Linked DNA regions of Homo sapiens: all the other regions are linked to region 2. Evidence: chromatin contacts called from ENCODE Hi-C or POLR2A ChIA-PET data. All regions are on one chromosome and are shown on one strand. The core of a region is the stretch at or near the end of the contact, and the rest is flanking DNA. Distances in the headings are between cores, read along the strand shown.

Region 1 (2,700 bases), core at 1-2,500, 1.5 Mb after region 2:
TACTAAACATGTGGCAGGGGTGAAGTAGGGCAAGGGCAAAATGAGGGGTGGGGCGGTATGCGGAAAGTGGGCACGAACAGGAGCCGGGGACGCTCCAAGAGGCGTGCAGTAGCAGCTCAGGACGGCAGGCGGATCGCGGAGTTGAGAATAAGGGGGGTCGCACAGAGTGGGGAATGCAGAAAGAGGGAGGGTGGAGGCAGGAGGCTGGGGGAGGGGGTGACAGACTGCTCTACAAGCGTCAGGATTCTGGAAAAAAAAAAAAATGGTTCCTTACCCACCCCGCATTCTCTGGGCAGATTGCCCTGACTACTAACAGGGTCTCCCCTCTCTCTGAGCAGGGACTGATGGCTGAAAAGAGACGCCCCTCCCCCCCTTCGATAAACGATGGGAATTCGAAAAGCCCACGGAGTCTAGTCACTAAATAGGGTCAAACCGGATCCCGGCGTTTGGGAGACCAAAGAGGCCCGCGGGGAGGGGTGACTGTCGGCTGGGGAAATGGTGGGGTGGGGAGTGGAGATCTCACCTGGAAGCCGAGGAGGCCCGCACCACAGTCCATTTTCTGAGCCATGGCTCCTGTCCCTCTGGCAAGAGCGGAGCCTGGGGGCTGTGGGAGAGGGGCAGGGCGTTATACTACAGAGGGCAAATACGAAGGACCTAATTGGGAGGGGGGTGACTGTGGTCTGACTGTGCGGGCGGATAAGGTGAATGTGAGGAGGAACGGATCGGAGCGGTAAAAGTGAATGGGCGTCCAGATGGAGGTTCTGAACCCCGAGAAGCTACTGACAGGGCGAAGCTTCAAATGGGGATCGGGAAGCAGATGAGTTCTGAATTCGGAGCGGGGGTGCGGTTGGGTTGGGATTCGCATTTGGGAAGTTGCATGGAGGTTTTGAGTCAGGAGGAATCATCTAACAGTACAGATCGAGGTCAAGGAATCTGAGGATTTCGAACGATGGGAGGGATCGGACAGGGGTTTTGAATCAGGAAGGATCGGGAGGGGCATTGAATTGGGGTTTGGGGGGTGGAAGGGGATTCAGAATCCAGGGTGAAGGGATCGGGATAAAAAAAAATGGGGGCCCGCACCAGGGGGCAGATGCCCAGTCTGGGGGCTAATTCTCACCTTGCCTCAGGCCCCAACCCCAACCCCCTCGCTGCCTCCCTTCTTCACGACTCAGAGGATCGGGATTGCTGGGCTCGGCTCTCAGCAGCCGCACTCTCTCCTTGTCCAGGAGAAAATGCCAGCGCGGCAGCTTGGGCGACCCCGCCTCTTCGCCTAATATACCACCCACCGCCTCAGGACGTTACGCGCATGCGCAAACACTGAAGAGCCAAAGTCAGTCCCGCCTGCTTTCCCAACAAAAGCTTCGTCCTGGAGACCATGATGCGCATGTGCGCTGGAAGGCGGTCCCGCCCCCTTTGCCAACACACCACCCCACCACCAACCAGGTCGACACTATACAACAGCACCTCCCCTTCCTCTACGCCCCCTCCCCCACAGATGCGCTGTGCCTCTTGGTCCCACCCCTTGCCCCACACACCGGCCCCCTACCTTTTCCGCAATGCGTCTCTATTCCGTCCCTCCCCTATTCAAGGCCCCTCCTGTCAGGCCGGCTTGCATCTCCACCCCCTTGTCCAGCATGCTTAGGTCTCTGTTTGGGGTCTCTAATTGCAACAAGTGTTAGACCTCTGCTGAGGAAACGGAATGGCCTGAGAGGATACACTATTGGAGCTAACAAAGTAGTAGTAGTAAGTCTGTGGCTGCCACGTGACTCCATGATTTCTCCCTCACCCCCTGCCCGCCCCCACAAGCTCCCAGACGCAGAAAGAACGTTAGTTTCTTCCCTTTCTTTCTGCAGCTCCGGTGATGGACTCATTTTGTGTGTGTTGGGGGAGGAAAGGAGGGAAGGGCACAGCTTGTACATCACAGCAGGATTTGTGCTGGGGCTTGTCTTCCTGTCACAGCAGCCCTGGGAAGTGGATGTCAGCACCCCTATTTTGCAGATCAGGAAGCTGAGGCACAGATACATTGCATGAACTAGACAAGGCCACAGAGCCAGGAAACAAAATGCAAAATTTGGGTCTGGGTCTTCCTGACTCCAAAGCCCACATTCTGCTCATGCTGGCCTGGGGACTAAGGGTACCCCTCCCTCCTCCATTTGAGCAACAGACCACGGCACCCCATTTGTACCAAACAAGCAAAGTTTGTGTTCTAGGAGGCCCAAGCTCATGCTCTGCATTCAGGAGGACACAAGCAGAGGCCCCCACCCTCCCCCTGCCCTGTGTGGGTCCATCCAGGCGTGGGAATTGCTCCTTGGGGTCCACTCTGTGCTCAGAACATCAGGCCTCTTCCTTATCAGGGATACAATCACACTGTCCCTGAGGCCTTCCTGGTGCCCACTGGAGCAGCCAGGACAATCAGACCTGTGTGTCTGAGCCATGGCAAGCCCTGGTTCCTTTCAGGGCTGGGGCCTGGGGCAGCTGTGGTTTTATGGAGAGAAACTGGGCTGGGCTTCAGAATTCCAGGAATGGAGTGCCCAGCCTGTCTGTCTCGAGCTGTGTGAGCCCGCACGGGTCACTCAATTCTCTGGGCCTGGTTTCTCAATGTGCAAAGTGGAATGCACAGCAAGTGGGTCCTACCCAAGGACACACACGCTGCTATGCTTCCAGGATAACTGGAGAAACTCAAAAAGGCAGAAAATTAAA
Region 2 (2,700 bases), core at 157-2,656:
CTCTGTCACCTAGGCTGGAGTGAAGTGGTGCGGACACCACTCACTACAGCCTCAACCTCCCAGGCTCAAGTGATCCTCCTGCTTCGGCATCCTGGGTAGACCAGAGGTGAGAGCTGCCACACCCAGCTAATTTTTTAATTTTTAGTAGAGATAGGGTCTCACTATGTTGCCCAGGCTGGTCTTGAACTGCTGGTCTCAAGTGATCCTCCTGCCTTGGCCTGCCTCCCTCACGATGGGATTACAGTTGTCAGCCACCATGCCCAGCCACTTCCTCACTTTCCTGGACTTGTCCTAAGTCTTTAGGACTCTTTCTAGCCTTCGGACATAATTTAATAAATAGTTAAAGGAATAATTATGGCAACCACCAGATCCTTTCCATGTTTAAGTCTGAGAATGGCACCAACTTACCTACTGGTTTCACCTGCCATTACAGTATAAGGTCACTGAAGGGGAAGATTCAGCTGACATTTTAAGCTTCTTGGATTGCTAAGGCCCCTGCCTTATTAATGATAGAGAGCAGAGAGGGAAGAGAGGTAAGGTGGCATTGTGGTATAGAGCTGTGGGAATGGGATGGGGGAGAGGCATGGAGGCAGAGGTAGGTGGAGGTGGAGAGCGCTGGCTTAGGGACCCTGACTCCTGGGGGTTCACACAAAATACCTTTCTCAGTAAGGAATCCCGATTTTGAAGCTCTTAGGTTGGCTCTGCATGCAACTTTGTTCTTGGGTTACGGCGGCAGTTTCTGAACTCTGCTTGGTACAACAGGAGGGAGGCAGGGGATAGGGGTAGTATCTCAGGCCGTAGCCTTCCCCAGCCTGTATCCCTGTTGCCTGGGAGTAGCCCCAGTCCCATTCACAACCCGTCCGCCTTCGCAACCCGTCCCGCCACCAATCCCACCCCACCATTAGCAAAGTCTGAGCTCACCTAACACTGAATCCTCCCGTTGGCCCCTCCTTCCCGTCCAGCTCTCCGCTCCCCCCGGGTCCTTCCAATTCCCGACCCTGTCCTTGTCCTAGCCTTGAAAGCTGGCCAGGCTAAAGCCACAGCCGAGCTCCCACCTTCCTCTTGCCCTGAGGGGCATAATCCTGCTGTGACTTCTGTCTCAGCAAGCGTGAGCTCAGGTCTCCCCCGCCTCCTTGAACCTCAAGAACTGCTCTGACTCCGCCCAGCAACAACTCCTCCGGGGATCTGGTCCGCAGGAGCAAGTGTTTGTTGTTGCCATGCAACAAGAAAGGGGGGCGGAGGCACCACGCCAGTCGTCAGCTCGCTCCTCGTATACGCAACATCAGTCCCCGCCCCTGGTCCCACTCCTGCCGGAAGGCGAAAATCCCGTTAGGCCTGGACGTATTCTCGCGACATTTGCCGGTCGCCCGGCTTGCACTGCGGCGTTTCCCGCGCGGGCTACCTCAGTTCTCGGGCGTACGGCGCGGCCTGTCCTACTGCCGCCGGCGCCGCGGCCGTCATGGGGTTCCTGAAACTGATTGAGATTGAGAACTTTAAGTCGTACAAGGGTCGACAGATTATCGGACCATTTCAGAGGTTCACCGCCATCATTGGACCCAATGGCTCTGGTGAGATAAACCTGGCCGCGGCCCTGCGCACGTCCCGGCCTGGACCCCTTATCCGGTGCCGGAGTAGTACAACCCAGCCCATGTAACCTGAAACGTCGCGGACCCTTACGGGTTCCTTGCCCGTCCAGAGGGGGTTCTGCTCGAACCCACTCTCCCCGCGCGGGTGCTCTAACTCGAACCCCTTCCAGGTGTCACTTGCCGCTTCCTGCGCGGCCCCCGCCCCGGCCCAGTGGTACAGGCCGAGCTGCCAGTTACCCCGCCTACTTCCCCCTCCCGCCAAAGGAGTCGCGTCTGGAACCAGCTTCCCGCCAGCTCAGTCCTCCGCCGCGCGGCTCCCCGCCGGACCGGCCGGAGCCGGCTTCCCAGCCTTACTTGACCCCCTCCGGAGAATGTGGGGACGCTGGTAGCTCTCCCGTGGCCTTCGGTCCCAAACGGTGCACTTCTGTTTCAGCCCAGCGTCCTCTCTCGCCTCGCATTGGTACACTCCAACTCCTTTCTACTCTTCTCTGGAGGCGGCACTTTTGAATTTCAGACCCAGCGCTCCAGTCTTTAGAATGCTTGAGGTGTCGATCCCCACCCCCCACCGCTATGTCAGAGGTAGTTGCCTCGAACTCGCCCTTTTCCTACCACCGAAACCGTCAAAAGCCGAAATTAACTAATTTACCAAATTTGTTGAATGCTTATTGTTTATCAGGAGTTATTCAGTTGCAAGTTGTGGAAACAGCGGAGAATAGAATAAACCAACTCCATGCTCACAGGGAACTTATATTCCAGAGGGGAAAGAAGATAAGGAGAAAATAAGATGGTTTTAGGCTGTCATAAGTGCTATACAGGAAATGAGACAGGTGGATGTGATAAAGTGACTTAGGTGGTGTCTTTAGAAAGGGTGGTCAGGTAAAGCCTCTATTTTGTGTCTTCCCAACTCTAAACGATACACCGTGGATTCCTCTCACCTCAGATGTCCATTTGGAATCCTGCTGTATTCTTCCACCCCAGAGATGTTCTAGCTGAATGATATCCTAGCCTAAGAGGCTGCCCTTGCTGAAGTAGCACATACTGAGTACCTTTCCTGGAGACTGAGTGTCTCAACAGTGGCACTATTGACATTTCCAGCGAGATAATCCTTTGCTGT
Region 3 (2,700 bases), core at 125-2,624, 1.2 Mb after region 2:
AAGAGCATGTTTATAGATGACAGAAGAATCCAGAATAAAGAAAGAATGTGACAATTCAGGAATAAGGGATAATCACTACAAAAGTCTCTACCTTGAGAAGGTAGAGGGCATGGGATTCAGGTGAAGGCCCGGCCTCAAGTAGGATCCTGTCACTTCCTCCAGTGGGGCAGCTGAGATTACAAGTGCAGGCCCACTGCTGTTGGGAAGTGGTGAGAGTTTCTCTCCAATCGCTCCTGTTTTTTCAGGGGAATATCAAGGAATATCATGAGAAGAGTTGGTGCTAGTCCTTGTGGGGGCTATTGTAGGGAGAGGAGAGAGAAGGTACACTTGTGGAGGGTGCACATTGTTTGTCTACTTGGTTACAGGGGGGCGGGGGAAGGCAGGGGGTTGCCAGGCGAGTAGGGAGGAAGGAAAATGAAGAGATGCGTTTGAGGAGCGAGAGTTAATAGCTTTGAGTAAGCTGGGTAAGGAAGGTGAATGGTGAGGAACGCGGTTGGGGTCAGTGGACAGGCCTCCTTGAGGCTGAAGGCTGTGGATGCTGGGACATTGGAGAGAGGGAGCTGTTAGGACTGGATGGGGTGCTGCCCATGATGAGAGTGCGGGATGCAAGAAATAGACATCGTGAAGGGGCGCGGTCTTTCCTGAGGCCCAGAGCATTACCGCGCGCGGAGGAGACTTAGGTGGGGAGGAGGAGGCCCCCTCAAGACGGAGGAGAGCCGGCCGCGGCCTGGTCAGCCCCGGGGGCGCTGAGGTCGCCGGGGAGGATCCGTGCTGTGAGGGCTGAGAGGAGGACAGGGCGTGCGTCACATGAGAAGCGTGTCCAGGGGCTGGCTGGGAGAGTGTCCATGGGATTGGCACAGGTCTCGAACGTGAGGCGGCTGGTGCAGCCATGCAGTAGAGCCTGGCCTTCAGCGGTCGCGAGCCTGAGCCATCAACTCTCAATAGCAGGGAAGGAGTCCTGCGGCTGACCCTGAGGAGACTAGCGCCTACCTCCCCGGACTCCGATGCGCAGGCCCAGAGCCCGTCAATCCTAGGCCAGCCCCGCCCCGAGAGCTGCTTTTTCCGGTGGCGCAGGAACTTCCTGCTGGGTTGCTATGGTTCCGAGGGCGGGACTATGGGAGGCTGCCTTGTACGGCCGGTTCGTCGGGGCCTGTCTGACCGGTACTAGTCTATTCTCTGGTCCTCATCTTCATTCTGCGTAGCTTCCTCAGGTTAGCTCTACCGGCTCTTTGCCGAGAAGCAGTAGAAAGGATGAATTTTCTTCCGCGGTTGGTGGCGCTTCATTCTTGTGGCCTGCAGGTGGCAATATTGCTCCATGGATACGCCCAACTCGCCTCTCCCCCCGCCCTTCTTGCTTGAAAAAAATGCCGCGGAATCTTTTTTGAGAGAAGAGGTTGGTTCTTAAACCTGCCAAGTCCTGCTGCTGGGGCTGCCTGTTTTTTAGGGGGTGAAGCGGAGCGGGTAGTGTCTCTTAAGAAAACTCAGAGCTGATGAACAAAATCTTTTTGCTTTTGAAATTGGCATTCCTCTTGAGATGATGCCTAGGTTCCTTAGTAACTTGTATTTTGACTTCTCTCAATGGTCTTGTCATTCACTGTCCCCAGGTTGTACTGGGCTTTGTGGACCTGGTTTTATATTGATAAATGCACGCACTCTTTTATTATGGAAGTGACTCAACCTCACTGTAGAAAATTTGGAGGACAAATACAGTGTAATAAAGAAAGCCAGTCTTACCCTCAGTCCCATCACCCAGCAATGACCACTGATAATATTTGTTGTTTCCTTAGAGTTTTTCATTCCCAAAGGTGCATTTTAAACACGAGTTCATATTCCATCGTTAGTTCATCTTTTTTAAACTCAGATTTTCAGTGTGAGTTACCGTGTCCTAAAAATCATTTGAAAAATGCTTGAAAATTTTTATTCATTTCCCATTCTAAAACAATACACAGTCTAGAAGCGTCGAAAAAATACTTAATAACTGAAATGGAAAGCAAAAATAACCCCTGACCCCCTATCTCATTGGTAAATGTGATCATGTAACCTTTCTAAGAACAGAAACTGTGATTGTTCTGCTTTGTTTTTGCTCACCATTGCCTTTTCGGCAAACTGACAAGAGTGTAGAGGAGTGTTCTTAACATACAGTTTTGAATACATGAACAAGTACCTTATTTCTTCCAGATGTTTATCTTTGTAAATACGGTGTATTTTTAAATAATGTTTGGATGATACTGGATGAAACAACGTGGCTTCCCCCTCACCCTTCCACTTAGCACTTTATTGTGAGCATTAAATTATTACCATTTTGAAAAAAGTTTTGCTGGCTGTTTTACACTCTACCCAGTTTGTCTTTTATTTCATTCTTGCACTGGAGGCAGGAAAACGTTCTGTAAACCAGCGTATAATCTTGTGTATGATAGACCGGTGATCTGAACGCCAGTGCCCTCTTTGAGGAACCCCAAGAACCTTGGCAATTTACTGCTTCTTCCTGTATCACAGTTTCCACGTGAGCAAAATGAAGGTTATAATAGCACGTGCTTCATGGAGGATGGTGGTCACCATAAATAGCACAACAGGTTCTTAGTTCCTGGCAATTGTAGACATATAATTATTGTTGTTGTTATCTCCAGTATTCACAACAATGTGTGTATTAGGATTTGCAATCCATGAGACCGAGTTTGATAAAATGTACTCTTCAGATTT

The links. A loop is a pair of places that touch in the nucleus more often than their neighbours do. ChIA-PET counts read pairs that join two places held with the same protein, here RNA polymerase II (POLR2A). Pooled maps may share reads with other maps.
Region 1: a loop to region 2 is called in a pooled map, with 8 times the contacts of the local background. The contact joins the promoter of MAGED1 here to the promoter of SMC1A in region 2. A Hi-C loop is called at or near these places in 9 of 50 pooled maps.
Region 3: a map of ascending aorta shows a loop between it and region 2 (12-fold over the local background). The contact joins the enhancer-like site here to the promoter of SMC1A in region 2. A Hi-C loop is called at or near these places in 1 of 168 maps with a recorded cell type or tissue (ascending aorta) and 9 of 50 pooled maps. POLR2A ChIA-PET finds 5 or more read pairs at or near these places in 1 of 52 experiments (H1).

The regions. Positions count from the first base shown.
Region 1 is chrX:51,892,173-51,894,872 of GRCh38, reverse strand. It overlaps MAGED1 (MAGE family member D1), which reads right to left and starts at 1,250. Exons shown (of 13, transcript NM_006986.4): 1 at 1,118-1,250; 2 at 524-604. The coding sequence starts at 568. RefSeq lists enhancers at 474-523, 744-793, 1,106-1,195, 1,836-1,955.
Region 2 is chrX:53,421,360-53,424,059 of GRCh38, reverse strand. It overlaps SMC1A (structural maintenance of chromosomes 1A), which reads left to right and starts at 1,406. Exons shown (of 25, transcript NM_006306.4): 1 at 1,406-1,568. The coding sequence starts at 1,460. It overlaps RIBC1 (RIB43A domain with coiled-coils 1), which reads right to left and starts at 1,187. Exons shown (of 8, transcript NM_001031745.5): 1 at 1,056-1,187; 2 at 658-746. RefSeq lists enhancers at 1,099-1,148, 303-1,274, 1,439-1,618, 1,809-1,858, 1,979-2,158 and 1 more.
Region 3 is chrX:52,260,250-52,262,949 of GRCh38, reverse strand. The region is part of intron 1 of LOC105377209 (a long non-coding RNA gene); the gene reads left to right. Among named protein-coding and RNA genes, the nearest start is that of SNORA11D, 71 kb to the right of the region's middle. RefSeq lists enhancers at 273-772, 773-1,274, 1,087-1,446 and a silencer at 1,142-1,400. Within about 2 kb of position 1,374, at least 38 of the 41 ENCODE cell types and tissues checked have a DNase peak (open chromatin) inside an H3K27ac peak, as active enhancers do; they include ascending aorta, where a contact is called at or near this core.